Regions from separate parts of the Homo sapiens genome. Here region 1 is linked to region 2. The links are chromatin loops, found by intact Hi-C in ENCODE. Cell type or tissue: PC-3. All regions are shown on one strand. Links, peaks and the distances in the headings refer to the core of each region. The heading gives the core; the rest is flanking DNA. Region 1 overlaps FMN1 (formin 1). Region 2 overlaps FMN1 (formin 1).

Region 1 (10,012 bases), core at 671-8,670, 150 kb after region 2:
TTTTGGCCTAGACTTTTAGTTTTAGGAGAACCATGACACCGTACATATACAGGGTAGCTAAGAAAGCAGATTGCTTTTTGTCATGTTTACATTGGGAGGGGAAGAGGAGGAGGATTCAGAAGGAGACAAGTAGATGAAAATAAAGATCCCTTTCTATGGTGGGCTTATAAAACTTTTTGGATGCTCTGGTTTTGGGAATTTTAAATTTGAGATACTAAAAATATTTCCCAGTGTAGCTTTCCACAAAAACTTATCTGTAACTCAGGAAGAAGTTTGAATTCAAATAAATAGGTCTGAAAAGCACTTACACAGAGATAAGCTTGTGGCAATAAGGGAAATCTCCAAGAGACAAAATATAAAAGGTCAGGTGACTAACCAGCCACAATTTGGCGTGCTGCAGAGGCAACACTGGGAGGGCAGCAAAGAAGATAGAGAAGCACACCGTGAGGAAGAAGAAAAAAACTGCAGAATTCGCTGTCCCAGATGTTGAGGGAGGAGTTCGAGGATGTCAACACTGACTCTCCAGGATCAGAGCAAAGAAAGAAAGACAGATAGGAGACAAGTAGCACAGGACAATTACTTCATCTGTTTCAGTAGAGTTGGAACGGAATTCAAGTGGTAAGATAATTTGCTACAAGTCATTAATGTTTAAGAATTTTGCCAGTGAGAGAAGGAATGGAAGGTCAAAGCAACAGTATGGTCAAGAGAAAGGATTTCTAATGTAAAGGATAGCTGAATTTATTACTAGAAATGGGGGAAAGCACCTGCTAAAAGAACAACTGTATTAGTCTGTCCTCACACTGCTGTAAAGAACTGCCCCAGACTGGGTAATTATAAGGAAAGAGGTTTAACCGACTCACAGTTACACATGCCTGTGGAGGCCTCAGGAAACTTACAGTCGTGGTGGAAGGGGAAGCAAACATGTCCTTCTTCACATGGTGGCAGGAAGGAGAAGAATGAGAGTCAAGCAAAGGGAGAAGCCCCTTACAAAACCATCAGATCTTGTGATAACTTACTCACTCTCACGAGAATAGCATGGGGTAACTGCTCCCATGATTTAATTACCTCCCACCAGGTTCCTCCCATGACACGTACGGATTATGGGAACTGCAATTCGAGATTTGGGCGGGGACACAGCCAAACCATAGCAGCAACCAAACGAGAAAAGAGCAGAAGCAGCAGTAGATGATATCAAAGAGAACAGGTGAAGAAACACCAGCCACCTGCCTTTCTTTTCCTATGCATAAGGCCAAACCTAACAACCAAGCAAAGAAATAAAGGCATTTATAGCCCATAGACAAAGGCCCTCATTCTTTATTTTCTCTCGGTTTCAGAAGAAATGCCACCTCTTTCTTCCCAGAATCTCCTGGGTCCCTGATTTCGCTGTCTTCTACATTCTCAGGAATACTTTCTCATCAACTTATTCCTTCTGGCCAGCTCCCTGCTTTACCTATTTAGATCTCTTGCTGGAAATGCTGGACTGCTCAGGCTGTTTCCTGCACCATCTACATCTACTGCATATTGATTCTCATATGCTGCATAGTAACTTGACAAATATTACCCTACATGATCTAAACAACACTGTGGTGAAGGTAGGAGCCCCAAATTCTGGACCATCGAAAATCACAATCTAGGGAGCATCAGGGCTGTGATTCAAAGCTGAGTCTTCTGCTGCAGCCTCGTGTTCTTTCTCCTCTGCAGGGCTGTCTCTTGATGCTGGTCAAGATGCAGGCAGTAGACTGTTTCTATCTAAACATTACAAACGACTTGGCTTGCTGTCAGACACCTAACTTTAAATGGCTAAAATCGCTTGATAAATGGTGTGAAAATTTTATGGTCCTTCCGTCAGACACCGTAATTTATTATCACATAATGCACAGTTAGAAGAACCAAAAGAAACCATCCCACAAGGGCAAACAATGTGGAGGCAGTGGCCCTTTGACACTCAAAGGCCACAGGCATTATATGGATCCAATAAGAGAGCTGCTTCTACGAACAAGAGAACAACCTCTTGATCTTGCAAAATATTTTTGGACACCTAAAGGCTCTTTTATTACTGTGGCTGATTAAAATGAAAAGTTTAAACGACTAAAATGTTCTTTTTGATGAGTTTTTACCATGAACTATAGACCTTGTAGTCCAGGGGGATTCAAGCCCTTTGATCCTGCGTACTCACATAAATTCAGAGTCATAAAACAACATTGGATTTGATTTTACTAGTGTAGCTGATGTTGCCAGATTTGTAATGCAATCTTGTTTTCTCCCCTCCTTGTTTTTGAGCCCATCCACCATTGTTTTATAGCAAAAGGAAAGGAGTTTCCATTTGGTTTTGGCAATCCAGTTTCAAGACTGAGCCACTTTTCTAGAACGTTGGAATTTTACAGAAAAATAATGGTCCTGTATTGTATCCATCAAAACGGGAATCAATGTTAGTTTTGCATGCTGAAAATAAAGTATCAAAAAGAAAACCCTCTTCTCATTATAATAATCACAGATTTTCATTACTTAAGATGGTTAGAGGATGATGTGGTTGAGAACAATAGTATAAGTATGAAGTAGAAAAACTGGTGTGATTTAGTGTTTATAAATTTCCCTCAGGACTAACTGAAAATAAATTAGAAATATCAAAAGATGCCCAATTTATTCATCAATGGCAGATTATAGATCATATCTTAGTTTACAAACTTAAGAAAAAGGACTGGTATCTGTGGGAGAAATAAAGAAAATGTTCGATAAGACATATGTTTAACAAAAAGACATGCAGTAAATATAACTTAGATGTTTAATTCACTTTCTTCTAATATCCTAATCATTTTCCTGTGTGTATGTGCAATATCATATTCCTATAACTCCTAAGACATGAAATTTTTACTATAAAGGGTCTATGAGGGAATAAGAAGACAATTTTATTAAATCTATGTTATAAAGACCATAACAATCAATAGTGGGTCATAAAAATCGTTCATTTTTACGGAGTAAAATATCAGTTTGGGCTCAGAGAGATCAATGTATATTTAGCCTATTCACTAGACCAAGTAATACTAATTTAACAGTTTTCACTAACTTTATTTTTCATGGATTGCCTGAAAGATGAAACATTTCTCGCCAAGATTGTTCTGTAAGTGACACAGGACATAAGGGTCATGTGATACTTCAACAATTCTAATTGGAAAAGAGTCACCATGTAAGGGATGCTTCATTCTCCTAGGGACAATGCCTTGTGACATTTTCAGCTGCAGTCTCTTAACACCTGCTGAGGCCCCAGTGAACATTTCAGAATACGATTCATTCAGAGAAATATCATTCCAATACACATTCACTTCCTTGCCATTTGGTATGAATATATTACATTAAGCCATATAAAATTGCTGCTTTATAAGTCAAATAGGTCAAATATCAGCAATTTAATGCAGTTCAACTTATAAACTTCATTTAGCAAATTTGAAAATTATCATTGTTCTATGTTTTCTCAGTTAATCCTTTAAATTATGTCTAAAGGATCTATTTGCCATAGATAAGGGTCATGCCATATATAGTTTTAAAACAAAACAAACAGAACTGTGTTATACAGACACCTACTGCAGCTTTCAAAGACAGTACAAGAAACTGCCCCCTGTCTACAGAGACAAGTAATTGTTCTGGTGGTGTGTATATCAAATTAAGATAAGAGAAGTGTATCCAGTTAACAAGAGCTTTCTCATTTCATGCTCAAAAGGGTAGTGTGTTGTCAGCACCTTCTTCCTCCCTATTAATTCATTCAAGAATTATTTATTGTATATTTACCATGTTCCAGAGGGAGAATCAAGCTGTACACATTTACAGACAAGCAACAATGACAGTTTTCATGGTTCCAGTTTCAGCAGAAGCAACCCTCAGCACCGGTAGAAAGGTAATGCTTGTTGTCAGAGAGCGTAAATTCTCTCTTGACCCTGTCTTAGAGCCACTACAATCTCTGACTTGGACAGCTGCAGTACTCCCTGCTGTCCTCTCCACATCCTCTCTGCCCTCCTCAACTTGTCCTCTGCAACAGCAGCCGGGGGCGGGGTGGGGGGGGTCTTTTGGAAATGCAAATCTCCTCATGTCACATATTCCTCTGCTCAGAATTAGTCAGTAGATTCTAACTGTTCTGAAGATGAAATTGGGAAACCTTAAAAAGATGTACAAGACCCTTCCAGAATCTTGCCTCTTGCCTTTCTCCACCGCACTGTTTTCAACCCATAGGCCATCATCGATCAGTGAGATAGCATATTAACATATCAATTTGTGCTTTATCCAGAGCATATTTAGTAAGAGTTGAATATATCCGAGTATGTTACATGCAATAAATTGTTGAATAGAACTCATTCCTCTCTCTCTCTCTCTCTCTCACACACACACACACACAGACACACACACACACGTAACCTGGGTCTCGATATAAATTACATTGCTTATTCTGGGTTGTAGTATAAAAAGGTTGAAAAAATCCTACTCCAGAGCTACATTTCCCACCTCTCTCCTGTTTTTCCTGTGCTTTGGCCACACAAAGCTTCCCTGCAGTTCTCTCCAAACAAGCCAAGCTTCTCTTCACTCTTCAAACCTCTGCTTAAAGGTCAGTTCCTAAGAGTATCCTTGTCTGGACCCATGGATCTTAATTAGACCCCATCAGAGCAGCTCCACAGCACTCATCACATTATATTTATTGGCTGGTTATTTTATCAATATCTGTTTCTCTGAATGGACTACAAGCTCCAAGAGAGTGGGGCCTATTATCTGTCCTGCTCCCTCGAGCACCTAGCACAGTGCCTGGCATCCAGGAAGCACTCAATCAATACATATTGAATGATTGAGAAAGACCTCTATTTCCTTTTGATGATTCCATTCTTAGATGAAACGGATGATCAAGTTCATAAAGCATTATTTTAAGGTGGTCCTTTGTCATTTGTTATATAGAATGTACCTATTTACAGCCATAAACATAGCATGTACTGTCTCTGTAAGTACATTAAGCACTGCCTATGAGTATGGACTTATGTGCACTTTGCTGTGCATGTTTTTCTGTAAAATAAACTAACAATGAGTTTTCATGTGTTTAAAGCAAAAACTCTTAGTATAAAACTGGAATGTGTTTCAATCATCAAAAGAAAATGTATCTAGAAAGTTAAGAGAAAAAGGGTCAAACTGACCTCCAGTGGTGAGATTGTGGAATGACTCCTAAAGTAATTGTAAAATACTCAGCCTATCACACAGAAGCATATATATATATATGTATATATGCAAAACACATTTCTTAATAATACTTCAAATTATGTTTATTATACCAATTTGCAGGAGATATAGGTCATGCCATATATTGTATCAAAACAAGTAGAAGTGTATTACATAGACACCTGTAACAGCTTTCCAAGATAGTGTATGAAATTGCCACAATCAGAAAATCTAAGTCTTGGAAAGAATCTTAGTTGAGATCTGAGACCTAACATCAGCAACTTCTATAAAAAGTTGATAATTTTAAAATGTTAACACTCAAAAAGTCTCTCCCTCCATTAGTCTCTGCGTAATATTAGGTCCTCAGTGTAAGCTGAGTGTTATTTAGCCTTTATGGTATAAATTCTGTTTTCCCAAATAAATAGTAAATCCTCTGAGTACGGAACCTATATGAGGATTAAATAAAATAATCCATGGTAAATGCTAAGTGTAGTGTCTGGCATATAGCAATATGCAACAAATGTTATCTGTTATTATCATCATTATTACCATCATTACTAAATGATGTTTTATCTCTAGCACATCTCTTGTATTTGACACGTGCTCAATTGGTGTTTACCAATCATGAGAGAGATAAAGTGTAAGAAGCCAAGTTATGTACATGAAATTATAGTTTAGAAAATTTGTCTTTACAGCAAAAACAATTTTAACACGCAATTATCTTACTCAGAACCGTTCCCCAGATCTGTGTTTTAACTCTTAGGCTGCTTATACATATTCAGATGTTTCCTTCATAAAACTATGGCAACAGTAATATTTCCTAGGAAGAGGCAATAATGGAAATGAGCACATCATACTTTTATAACATATGAAAAGCAATGCTCATTGGAGAATTAGATATAACAGTAAATACAGAATGTTTCTTTTACCTCGGCACATAGCTTATATGGAACAAACTTTACCATCCAAAAATACACTTTGACAGCCACAGACTTAGAGTAAACTAAACATGCTGCTGCTCATAATAAACACAATAGTTATGATAGATAGGTCATCTACCACATGCCATTGTGGCCCAGTCCCACCTAAGCTATCCCAACAGTTGTAATCAGTCAAAATGACCAAGTTACAACATTGTCACACCCACTTTAAAGGTGAGAAGCTGAAGCTCAGAAAGGTTTAAATAATTTCTTCAAGACCACACATCTAGTAGACAGCACAAACAGGATTCAAACTCAGGGAGGATTACACACCTGTTTTTCTATCCCACTATCCTACCTAGGGTTACATTGCATTTTGTTTAATGAATGGTCACTTGACTTCATTATATGAGTTTATGCTTCAGCATGTTCTGATTCTAAGGGCCATCACTCCTAAGGACAAATATCCACCCAAAGATAGATCAGAGGCAAAGGTCAATCCAGAATCAAAGTCACATCAGGAATATTCTCACTAGGCAAGGACCTTTAAGATCTTCCAGAGGCAGTTCAGTGTACAGGGTAAGAGGGCCACCTCATAATGGTGTAATAGCTCATTCACTCCTTATATATAAAGACTGGCACATAGTAAATGCTCAATTAAGTACCAAATATTATTATTGTTATTCCTCCAGGACACAGAGGAAGCTACAACAAATTGCAGTGAAATGGTCAAAGCACACATAATGTTACGCGCGTATACACACAAACACACAATAAATTCACACTATGAATTCCAAAGTCTATGAGGTTGGAGTTGTTAGAAGCAGCAACTAGTACCATTTATCACACATGAACACACCATACAAGGAGGTGGCAGCATAGAGAACACAGCTGAATCACCCCATAGGCCTGTTAAGGAATCAGCAGTGTTGGGTATCAGGGACTATACTGGAGAAGATTAAAGTTAAAGAACAGCTGAGCCCCGATGTTCAAATTACAAAAATCGTAACGAAGAAGTAAGGAGCTGGCAAGCTGCATAGAAGTCTAGCCACAGTATTTTCTTACCCAATTTACAATCTTGGAAATTAACTTCTATGAGATTCAGGTTTCAAATCTCTAAGATAAATACAGGCAAACATCAAGATTATGGTGACAAGTATTAGAGGCACTTCCTCAAACTGGGCTCAGGACCAGCTATGAGAAATAAAGCTGGAAAGAGAAATTTCCCACCTGCTCCTTTCTTCCGTACCTCAGTAGAGAGAACAGAACACCTTATTTCTGAAACCAGTGAAATAAAAGAACTCTATTGTTTATTTTTCTTTCCTAACACTACAGAAATATCACCGTCTTTTTTTTTTTTTTTAATCACATGGGGAACTTGTGCAGATCATCCTTTATTCCTACCTTGTACAGGTCTTTGACACAGGACGAGAGAAAAAATTAAAACTTAAAAAATCATTATACTAGGCAGTGAATACATATCAAATTTAGAAACCAGGCAGACCTGGTTGATGAATCTAGCCATTCTACTGACCAGCTGTGAAAGCTCAGGATTGCACTTGACTCCGCTGGGTCTCAGGTAGTTCGAAATTATCTACGTGAAGCACTGAGCATGGTACCTGGCACAGAGCTGGTGCTTCCTTCTCAGTAGCCAGGATTATAAACATCTCCAATTAAGTCAAAAAGCATGGGGTGCTCAGCATTTAATCTCTCATGTCAACACAATCTCTTACCATGCCTTCCTGAAAATGTTCTAGAACACAGACCATACCCAATTTTTTACACTAAGAGCTCATCTTTCACTTACACTTCCAAAGCTGCTGCCCTTTCAATTCCTTCAATAGCCCTTTCAGGAAAGGACAGAAGAGAGGAAGAAAGGGAAAGGGCAAGAGGGAAAGAAAAGGGAAAAGAAAAGACACAAATGTAAATGTCCATAAATATCTAAAAGCTCAAGGAATTCTGCTTTGTATTCGTATGTTCATGAAAAAAATAAATGTTACTCAGCCTCTTTATCCTCTGTACCAGAAGTCACAATCTCAGATGTCTACAGGCTCCAGGCAATCAACATAAGTAGAGGAGACTGGCTATAAGATGATAGTAAGTGTGGGGCAGTACTTTGGCAACTAGAGCATCCATGCTTTATTTGAAAATTATTCAAAGGAAGTTTTTAAATGTTATTGTGCTCAATGAATAAACGTCTCTGGGCTGTATTTGATGGTATCACAAATTTAAGAATTCTGCAGCTTTCCTAATGCTACCCCCCAAATAGCCTTCTACCTAAATACTGTGAGTCATGAAAAAATTTCCAGCAATGTCCAGTCAGATCAATTAACAACTATTTATTCAATTTCAGCTAGTTGCCTAGCACTGATCTAGGTAACATGGGAAAAGAAAATCTCCTAGGACTTTGGATTGAGTTGGGACAGATGCAGGGGCCCACTCTTTTCCCAGGCCAGAAATGATAGAACTTTGAAGCTAGAAGGAAACTTACGCCAGCTACTCCAATGCTTTTACTTTACAGCTGAAGAACCTAATATTTAAGAGTGATGTGTGATTGTATAGAATTTACAGAATTATTGAGTGAGGCAGGACAAGTCTGGAGAGAAGGAAACACTCCCCGTGGTGCTCTACCATGCTTTCTCCCATTTCATGAAGAGTCAAAAGCAATGGCCAACACGCAGAAACTCACCGGTTCCAGCAGTAGCCCGTCACCTAAAGTCAAAAAACTTTTGCAATAAAAAGAAAACTGTCTTGGTCCACCTGTATTGACTCATGTTCAGGGGTTAAGACTCAGCAGAAATGATTGAAGGCTGATGGTGCATGAAGGAAATGTCTAAAACCATCATTGGCCCCCATGATACAAATGAGCAATCAACATTCTACAACAGCCTCCTTCTATATCTGAATTGTCTGAAGGCAAGACAGTATCTTGAAGGCTGAGACAAAGGGCTCCTTTTCCATGAAAATTCAAGTCCAAATGTACCTACCGGATTCTAGGTAGCCAGTCGCCCAAGAGGAATCTCAACACTAGTAAACCAGTAAATCTAGTAACCTCACAACATTTCACAGTCACACTAAAATGATGAATTAACATATTTCTCAATATTGTCTATTTTTTCCTTTTTGGCATCTCAGTAATGAATTACACTAATATCAGCACTTAGGGGAATACCATAAGGGTTTTATGAAATCATCACATTTCATACTTGTGAAAGTTTTGTTTATTGGCCTACAAATTATTCCCTTTCCCTCACAGTATTATCTGGGAATTAAGAGATTTAAATGTATTGTGTTGATAATGAAGAATACAAAAAAATGGAACAGGCTTGGGATTTATGCCTTTATAAATTTCGTTGTATCAGCTCAAATAGAGTCTGCACTCAATTCTGTTTCAACAGCAATGTGTAAACTATTAGAAATGGATGAGTGGAATGTGTTGGCCACAGTAAAATGAGGAAGTCTACAAGTCTTAATGGAGGCCAGCATACCATTTCATTCTCTTGGGGACAAAAAGGTACAATGTAAGTTAATTTTCAGTTTGGCATTGATCCCTGGATCATTTTGCAGTGGGAGTTACCAAACTAGAAATGTGACTGCATTGCACAATGAGCAGGGGGCCTGCCAGAGGCCATCGCTCAGTGAAGTTTCCCCTCAATTAGGAAATATGCATGTGATAAATGGGGTAAACGAAAAAGATTCCCGTAAAGGAAATGTCACTATTGGCTGGTTCTTTGTCTTGCATCCCACAACCCAAAGAACATTAGTTAAAAACAGATACAACAATCTGTCGTTTCCAAGTCCTCTACTTTCAAACTGCTTAAGGTGTTGGTCAAAAACGATATTCTTAAGCTACCAGCTCCTCACAAGCCAGACAAAGGGCATGTACTTTTCTTTCTTCCCCTTTC
Region 2 (10,012 bases), core at 1,171-9,170:
GCGGAAGGGGAGAAAGAAAAAAAATCGGAGAGGTGAGGCCAATGTATGGAAAAAGAGCAAAGGAAACACAGGGCCATTGTCTGATGCTGAGAACAGTCTGGAGACTGAGCAACTGGTGCCCGATTTCTGTGCATCTCAAGAGGAGATAAATGGCAGATTGAAGGGACCCTCTTGGCATTCTGGATCCAAGAGGAAAACATAGCAGGCGCAGTGAATGCTCAAGTAAACACAAACAGCAGCAGCCGTGGGGTTACGAGTGACCTGACTGCAGGCTCTGTCCTCTCCTGGCCTCCAGCCTGTGTGTACAACACACATGCCCGCTTAAAGCCCCGCTTAAAGCGGGAGGGCAAAAATCTCCTGCAACTGGGTGACCTCTGTTGTCAGCATTTGGCTAATTAAGGAAAGATATTACCCTACAGATCTCTATGCCTTGGTCCTACTTCCTGCTCATTAAAAAATGGTTTAATGAGAAAAAAATCAAGGCAACAGAATCCAAATTATTATTTTTTCTCCCAAATGAGCTGAATGACAGTGGCTGTTGCCAGAACGCTTGAACAATAGGATTGTGACACGAAGACTGAAATCTAAACAACATGAAGAAATCTCGAGAGCCCAGCAGTCCCCATTATCTCATGCTTGCACGACGATAGTCCAAAAGATGAGTGATGAGTCTCCATTTGTGCAAGCACAGCAGCAGTCCAAGGCCCTGACACAGCCACTAATTGCCCATCTGCTTGTTTACACAGCCCAGAGATGGTGACTGGACAAACAGTTCATTTCCCTTGAAACGGGACCAAACTGGGAGGAGCCTGTCACATGGGACAGAGGAGGACTAGGAAGAACTCTCATGAGAAAGTGCCCCCAGATCAAAGCCAAGGACCAGCAAGCCAAGCAAAGATGGGTTCCAGCGGCTGGCTTCTCACAGGCAGCTTCGGGTCTACCGCTTTCTGCACCCTGCCCACCCACTCCCAGCAGAACTGGAACCCCTCTCCCTGAGGACAGGACATTTTGAACCATTCACGTAAAAGTCTCAACCACGGAGCGTCAGCACCAACCCACCCTTCAGGCGTTGGCAGCAAGGACAACTGTGTTCAGGTGAACTTCTAGCCCTTTCAGACTTCACTGGATGCTTGGCATTTGCTACACTAGTTCCCATTTTAGTGTTCTGCTTGTCTCGTAGACTGGACTGTAAACAACTTGAGCACCAGGGACCTGAAGCCCCCGGATTCCACAGCAGGGCACTTTACATGTGAAGAGCCATTAGCCAGGAAATGCTTATGGTTGTTAATGATGATAAGCTACTCCAAACATAGTTTCTTTTATCTGCCTACATCAGAAGCTTGGCTTCTTGAGACAAGAGACTCAGACTTCTCATTTATACTCTTGACAGACTGTGGAAATCAATAATGGCTTGCACCCATCAGTGTCCTGGAAGTAGGATTGAGAGAGAAGATTCTCTTGAGAACCGATTTCTCCTCAAAATAAGATTAGGCTTGAAAAAAAAAAAATCAACCTCCCCACTGCTTAGCTCACAGGTATGGTGCTAATGGCAGCAACTTAGTCATGAAATGGGGAACAACAATGTAAAAAATCCTTGTTAATTTGCTTATAATTATCCAGAACTAACTACAGGTACACTGAAGAACTGTATACTTGATGGGAGGGAGATCTACACCGCTAAGTCAATAAGACCAATTTCCGATTTTTCCCTGTGAGCATTTATTTGCAGAGCCACATATTGGCAACATAAGAAACTAGCGTTGAACAAACCTAAGAAGTGATGAATCCTCCCCGGGAGGAGAGCTGCAGCCCTGAAATCCAAAGCAGAATGGGCTGGGGGCAGCTTGAGGTCTGTGGGCGAAACTCAGCACTCCCAGTCTAGGGTGCTGCTCACCCATTAACTTGGCCTCCTCTTGCCACTGTTGTTTTAGCCCTTAGTGAGCATCTGTGTGGCTCAGATTTAACCAGACCAAAGGGGCTGTGGTGGTGAGAGGGCAGAGAAAGCTGGAGGAAGAAATGGCTTTTTTTCTGGAGAGGAGTGAGGACTAAGTCACTTCAAGGATGATCATATTCCCAGGAGGAGCCATGATATGATATTATTTGAATATCTAGCTCCACGCAGCTCTATTTTTCCCTTCTCACTACTAGAAGATTGTAATCACCCGGTATCAGCACATTCAAGATACTACCGAGGACCTAACAGCATGCCCAAAACCTCTCATCTCTGCACATAACTGCGTACAAATGACTAAAATCACTTTGCTTCAAAAACAGAGTAGCTGTGTGAAAGGCATTTTAGAGCATGTGGGATTCCACACACAGGCAAGTTCCAGGGATCTCAGAAGCTTGGCTATTTCGTTCAGTGCCAAGGAGGCAAAGATGAGGACAGGCAGTCGTGTGGGTGGGAGGCAGTCCTTGGATGATTAGCACAGGTGTCCAGGAGGGAGGGGAGGGTATGGAAATGGTACAAACATGAGAGGAAGCTGTGCCAGTGGGTCATCATGCCCCATTTGTACAGAACATTGAGTGGACTGTAACTGTGGACAACTGAAATACCGAAAAGAAAATGTGCACACACTGTTTAAATTCTAAACAGTGGGAGAATCGTTGTTTAAAGAAGAACAGATAATTGCTCATTCCACCCTCCCCAGTCTTTGAAAGATAGACACAGGAGTGTCACACAGTACAAGAGTTTGTATTACACAGAAAGAGGGACTTACAGACAGAAACAAAATTTAAAAACAAACAAACCACCAGCATTTATCACCGTTTATCCAGCCAGTGGTTTTCTTTATCCCCTTGGCTATTACTTTAGATATTTTTGCTTGGAACTTCTCCCCCACTTTTTCTGACAGCTCATTGATCTTGGGTTGGATCATCACAGTTCGTGGGAAACAATACAGGCTACTTTTCTAGCTTATTCCTTCTTAGATGCCTCTTGGATATTGTCCATTTAATATGTTTGAGAAATATAGAGAGACAAAACACACAGTGTTTTAATCTCAGAGTATATGTAGTGTGTCCCTGGAGAAGAAGTCTCATATATCCAAGGGAATCATTCCATTATTTTAAAGTAAGGCTTGTATTTCAGATTGATCCACCTGGAACATGTAATCAAAACTCATGAACTTTAATATAAATTCCAGATTCTGGTTTCTTATCTATATTTTTGGGAACATAACATTGGTAGATAAACTAATTGAAAAAAATATTTTCAATGTTGATTTAGAAATGGCTTTTAACTATTTCTACACATTCCATCACTCCATCTCAGAAGAAGCGGAGTAGAAAACTGCAGCAAATGGGACTTTATATTAAAGTCCTAGGAAATATATTCTGGCTGATGTGATGGTTCTTGTGTGTTTCAGTAGGCATGTAACATGTGAATCGCTTTGTGGAACTGGGTTCGTGAGGCTAGTATTTATGAAGCTGTATATTTCCTTCTGTGTAGTAACACAGAGAGTGATTCAGGAGAATGAGAAAATCCTGTTTCCTGGAAATACCATCCATCCTGAAGGAGTTACGAGAACCAGAACAGATATGTATTTTGCTATTTATCTCACACTTAAAGATTATACAATCCATTTTCCTAGGGCAAGCACAAATGGTCAGTTTTATAAATCTTGATGGACTAAGTCAAGTAAAAAAGCCCACTAGTTAAGAGTCCAGATATCGAGAGACACAAATCTGAGGAACGATCAATTAGGACACCGTGGTAGCTTGTCTCCAAGATGTCCATCATCAGCTCTTTCCTTCCCTGCATGTTTGTGCTGTTCTCTAGTTGAACGGTGGCGTCTATTCACTCCCTTAAAACTGGACTGGACTGTGACTTCTCTGAACAACAGTGACGTGATGTTTCATTCCCAGTGTTTGAGAGGATAGGAAATTTCTAATTTCTTTTCCTTGGAACATTTGCTCAGGAAAAAGCCAGTAACTATGTAAGAAGGCTAACTACTGCGAGACCACCATGCTATGAGAAAGCGCAAGCCATGTGGAGTGACTGCACGGGCTCTCAGAGATGCCCAGCCAAGCCCCACCCTCCATCCACCCGAGCCGAGGCTCTGCAGCCTACAGATGATTTCAATTCCAGCCATAATCTAACTCCAACTTCACAGGAGACCTGAAGCAAGAACTAGCCAGTTAAGTCTAATCAACTCATTAAACTGTGAGAGATAGGCATACATTGTTGTAGCCTACTAAGTTTTGAGATGGTTGGTTATGCACTGTGGATTCCTATTACCAATCGGCTATAATTATAAAATATCCACTGGCAAATATAAGTTCCAGAGGCAAAGACTGTGTTCCTTTTGCTCATCATTGTATTCATAACATGCAGCACAGTGCCTAGAACACAGAAAGCCCTAAACTAATAATACGTAAAAGTTTGAAAAAGTTTATCTGTACTAGTATGAAAGAAAGACCCATAGTCAAACGGCTGACATTTTTTAGCAAGTTTGATGGGCACAATAACCTTATGGTGGTGGTATTACTACCTCTGTCTTTGAGATGAGGGAACCTCAGCTTTTTTTTTTTTTTTTGAGGAAGTAAGCTTCCCAAGCTCAGAAAGGTAGGGGAGAGGGCCAGGCATGGTGGCTCACACCTGTAATCCTAACACTTTGGGAGGCCAAGGCGGGCAGATCACCTGAGGTCGGGAGATCGGGGCCATCCTGGCCAACATGGAGAAACCCTGTCTCTACTAAAAATACAAGAAATTAGCCGGGCATGGTGGCACATGCCTGTAATCCCAGCTACTTGGGAGGCTGAGCCAGGAGAATCGCTTGAACTCAGGAAGCAGAGGTTGTGGTGAGCCGAGATCACACCATTGCACTCTAGCCTGGGCAACAAGAGCGAAACTCTGTCTCAAAAAGAGAAAAAAAAAAAAAGAAAGAAAGGTAGGGGAGAGATTTGAACTCAGATTTGTGCAATTCTAAAGCCAGCCTGTTTATTATAGTCTCCCAGGAGACTACAACAGAAACAATGAGAAAACAATTTGAAAGAGATGCAAAACCCACCCCTTGAATCTTACCCAGGACTATGGAGCTCCATTAATTGCTGTCAACACGCTGGAACCTATTTCACATGAAGCTCAGACCAATTACAATTAATGCCACAGTCATGACTACAAACTAGAAACCAATGCCAGAGGAAGCTTAAGTTAAAGAAAGCAACGATCACGCACATATATTATGTTAGCAATTAGGCTTAATCCTAGAATCGTGAAGCCAAAGAGAATATATTAAAGAGAGAACAGTGCCCTCCTGGGAAGAAGAGCAATTTCAAATAGACTTTTTAGTGGCTTTCTACATTACTTACTTGAATATATTATGCTCCCCTAGAATTACTATATTACAATTACTCACGCCACATTTTATTTATTTCAGCAAGGAAATGGGATGGTGCAATGAGCTCAGTGGGCAGACGGTTTGGTTATTTCAATGAATAATTTGAATGTCAACAAGTTGGTGGATGCTAAGATGAAAGGGGAAGTAGTAAATAGCAAAGGTCTCAATGCCTGACTCTGAGATGGAGTAAGGATGAGCTATCAGGACTGGCACTTCACTTCTAAATGTTGAGCACTCAGGTTTTGCTAAATTTATAAAAGCACATGAACTAACTAACATCGCATATTTCCTTAACGAGAAGACCAGTTTATCTCTGTTTAAAACAGTTCTGATCTACTCAAATACACATTTTTAATTTTCACTGAAAAATGTTATAAATAAATCAAAATTTAAATAAAAAAACTGGGAGGGAAAGGTAGATCTACTTCTCAATTCAGAAGATTAATAAAAGGATTAAGGAATTAAATAATCACATTCTCTAGCCTCAGCTCACGACTTTTTCAAGGCTCAGTTTCTCAATAAATGGAAAAGCAAATTCTCATTATTCTCCCAATCTGTTTGAAAGCAGAGCTGGGGTGTTACAGTGATTAACAGTTATCAAGGCCCATTAAAGTTGTTAATTATAGTGGCGTTCACTATCTTTTTCCATCATTTTTAGCTATTGAGACAGGGTCTTTGTGGATCCCAAGGATCATGTGTTTGCAGTTCAATTCAGCAGCCACTAGGTGGTAATATTGTTGATTTTGGTAGCCATGAAGTGTGATCTATCAGACCTGCCCTCTTAAATGGAATTATGTACATCCCTTATATCATCAAGATGTAATTATAGAAATAATTATACTTTAAAATATGTAAAATATTTTAATTGTGAAAAATATAATCCCTTATAAAAGTTCCATGCATATCTGGTACCTTTTAAACTTATGCTAATTCTACTTACCTTTTATTCTAATTATACACATGACTATCTTCAAATTATACATATAACAAAAATAAAGTGTCTGGTCTTAACAGAAATCCAGCTTATATTCATTGCTTCTGGCTTATTTTTAGAAGAGATGAAAAAGATGCACATAACTTTCCTTCTAAAATTATGGCCGTCCTCTGTAGTAAATAATTATTTGCCACTTGAACTTGGAACCACTGCTATTCGCACCATTGGGTAAGTAAAATTTCTGTGATTAACTTTCTGAGACCCACTGTCTGAAGCATCTGATAAGATTTGACAAAATCACGTAACAACAGCAGCGGCTGATATACATAGTGCCAGGTTCTGAGCTAACTGCTCCACATACATTAGTCCTGCGTTCCTACTAGAGCTGCCACAACTCATTTAAGGCCAAATGAACTCAGCAGAAGAAACATACCCGTATTATTTGAAGGAATGAAAAGATCTTTCCAGAATTGGACATTGTCTGCGAAACTATGTATTATATAACATGTATTATGCACAATAACTCCCAGAAGGCAATACAGGTGTTAAGCTCTTTCATTATGAAGAAGACAATAACTGTATAAATCAAAGAGAAGTCTTGTGATAGCATCTTTGATCAATCACTGATGAAAACCTTGCCATAGTTGTCAAGAATCCAAAGAGAAAGTGGTGGCTAGGCCAATAATTACGTGAGGCAATTTATCATGAGAACAACCATTATGCAAGATGCAGAGCTCAATACTGATTCCATAAAATACTTAAATACTTGTCACTGCAATTCTTTACTAATTACAATGGAAACTTTGTTGTTATTGTTGGGAAAGGTAAAAGAGGACCTCTATTAAGACCTCAGAAAAGGAATCTTTGAGGTTAAGCTGTTACCCAAGGTTAAGGCAAATCTACTATTCTGATACTTTTCTCCTTTAGATGATGAAACAAATATGCTTATTTCTATTTACCCCTAGGGTCCTGGGACTCAAAAGAAACCAAGTGGTTCTCTAAGTTAGTAGGATGGCACAGTAACAACGCTGGGATTGAGCTCACCCTGACCCTGAGTAAGTTACCAAGACCCTCAGACTCAGTTTTCTTATCTGGAAAGTTAGGAATGAAAAAAATCAGTTTCAAAGGATTGCTGCAAAATTAAATGAAGTGCTATGCACCTGTTGAAGTCAAGTATAGCATGCTCCCCAATCACCCCCCAACACACACACCAGAACTAACAATTCAGGAAGGAAATTTTCAGTATATTGGTGTTTCTCACAGAGGGTCAAAGTGGGACAATAAGAATGCCTTAAATGTAACACATTGTATTTATTAAAGCTTTATAGTTTATATGGTGGTTTCCCATGTATGTTATCTAATTTCATCTTCATAATGACACTGTGTACTAGATATTACTATTCCCATTTTACAGACAAGAAAAAAAAAAAGGCCCCAAGAACTTAAAATCCTTTGCAAAATCACATAGAAAGGTTAAGTGGTGAACCCAGTGTTCAAACCTAGGTCTTCTGACTTCAAGCACAAAGCTCTCTCACTACATTCAGATCACTTAAAAACACAACATTTTATTGTGCCTATCGTTAATAAGACTGTATTGCACACTTAAGAATTTGTTAAAGAGGGTAGAATTCATGCTAAGTATTCTTACTAAAATAATAAAAGTTGTATGTATGTAGAAAAAAGTATTGCTTAATCTAATTAAACTAAACAGCTTCTGCACAACAAAAGAAACTAGCATCAGAGTGAACAGGCAACCTACAGAATGGGAGAAAATTTTTGCAATCTACCCATATGACAAAGGCCTAGTATCCAGAATCTATAAGGAACTTAAATTTACAAGAAACAACCCCATCAAAAAGTGGGCAAAGGAGATGAACAAACACTTCTCAAGACATTTATGCGGCCAACAAACATGAAAAAAAGTTCAACATCACTGATCATTAGAGAAATGCAAATCAAAACCACAATGAGATACCATCTCCCACCAGTCAGAATGGCGATTAAAAAGTCAAGAAACAATAGATGCTGGTGAGGCTGCAGAGAAACAGGAATGCTTTTACACTGTTGGTGGGAATGTAAATTAGTTCAACCATTGTGGAAGACAGTGTGGCGATTCCTCAAGGATCTAGAACCATAAATGCCATTTGACCCAGCAATCCCATTACTGGTATATACCCAAAGGATTATAAATCATTCTGCTATAGAGATGCATGCACACGTATGTTTATTGCAGCACTATTTACGATAGCAAAGACTTGGAACCAACCCAAATGCCCATTGATGATAGACTGGATAAAGAAAATGTGGTACATATATACCATGGAATACTATGCAACCATAAAAAAGGATGAGTTCATGTCCTCCTAGTTTTTCCAAAACAAACTAATGAAATGTGAAAAGGGTGAATTCACAAGGGGCTATACATAGAAAGAAAGAGCCTGACTGACTTGGCTCCATCCTCTACTTCTACCTGGGGACATTTCCAATCATCAGAAAGAGGTTAATGCAATTGCAGCTCCAGAGTCTCATCAAACTATCTTGGATTCTGCCATGATGAAAGGGAAATGAGGAGATTACCCAATAACACCATCATGAGGTTGTCCTTAGTAATACTTCAATTCTTACATGGTTGAGGGCCTACTCAAAGTTGTAAAAATCAGTTTAAGGTATAGTCCCCTGTTCTACCAAAGCAAGCAAATAAACTGGTTCCATAACGTTGAAAAGATGTAGGGGTGTGTGTGTGTGTATGTGTGTGTGTGTGTGTAAATATCTGCTGCTGCTCTAGGAAAGACCCTGTAAGAGTTAATGATACTTATCTGACAAATAATATCTTACCTCCAAACCCAACCACTACCATCTCTCTTCCACTAGCATGTAGTTCTGAGACAGTGTTTAAAAACAGAAGACAAGGCTGGGCGTGGTGGCTCGTGCCTGTAATCCCAGCACTTTGGGAGGCTGGGGTGGGTGGATCACTTGAGGTCAGGAGTTCCAGAAAAACAGGAGACAAACTCTTTAAAAAACTAAGAGTTAAGGCCGGGCGTGGTGGCTCATGCCTGTAATCCCAGCACTCTAGGAGGCCGAGGTGGGCGGATCACAAGGTCAGGAGATCGAGACCATCCTGGCTAACGCAGTGAAACCCCGTCTCTACTAAAAATTACAAAAACTTAGCCAGGCGTAGTGGCGGGCACCTGTAGTCCCAGCTACTCGGGAGGCTAAGGCAGAAGAATGGCATGAACCTGGGAGGCGGAGCGTGCAGTGAGCTGAGATCGCGCCACTGCACTCCAGCCTGGGTGACAAAGCGAGACTCCATCTCAAAAAAACAAACAAACAAAAAAATTAGAGTTAAGGCCTAAAATGCAAATACCCACGGAAGAGGTCAGATCCTGACAATGATCTCAAGATATAAATGACTGAGATTTGGTTCTATGTTTGTGATTAGGTTTAAAGGATGGTCTGTGTCGGGGTAATCTGAGAGAAGATCTTTACTCTCTCATTTTGGCATATTCATAAAAGTGTACATTGAAGCACCTGTGTAATGAAGAGCCCAAATGAAATAAAGAACAGGATTATGGCAATAAGAAAAAAAATATGAGGAACAGGTAAAACACCCTACATATTAGAGGCCTCTTCTTGACCATAATGTAAATTAGGGTTCATGTTACATACCTAATAATAACATCACAAAAGTGTGACGCCTGAAACTGAAGTGATGATGGAAGCATGAGCAAAATAAGTG

What was found. A loop is a pair of places that touch in the nucleus more often than their neighbours do. Peaks named below come from ENCODE experiments on the same cell type or tissue, not always from the same donor. Only the 100,000 strongest peaks of a DNase experiment are listed, where the experiment ranks them.
Region 1: a loop joins it to region 2, with 4 times the contacts of the local background. A loop is called at or near these places in 38 of 110 quality-filtered maps.

Annotation. Positions count from the first base shown.
Region 1 is chr15:32,989,867-32,999,878 of GRCh38, forward strand. The region is part of intron 7 of FMN1 (formin 1); the gene reads right to left. Among named protein-coding and RNA genes, the nearest start is that of FMN1, 200 kb to the right of the region's middle. In PC-3, for the core only: CTCF peaks have their summits at 3,613, 5,155 and 5,358; a DNase peak (open chromatin) is centred at 5,165.
Region 2 is chr15:32,838,266-32,848,277 of GRCh38, forward strand. The region is part of intron 17 of FMN1 (formin 1); the gene reads right to left. Among named protein-coding and RNA genes, the nearest start is that of GREM1-AS1, 120 kb to the left of the region's middle. In PC-3, for the core only: a CTCF peak has its summit at 6,025 (motif pointing right); no DNase peak of the experiment used is centred there; H3K27ac peaks cover 3,375 bases.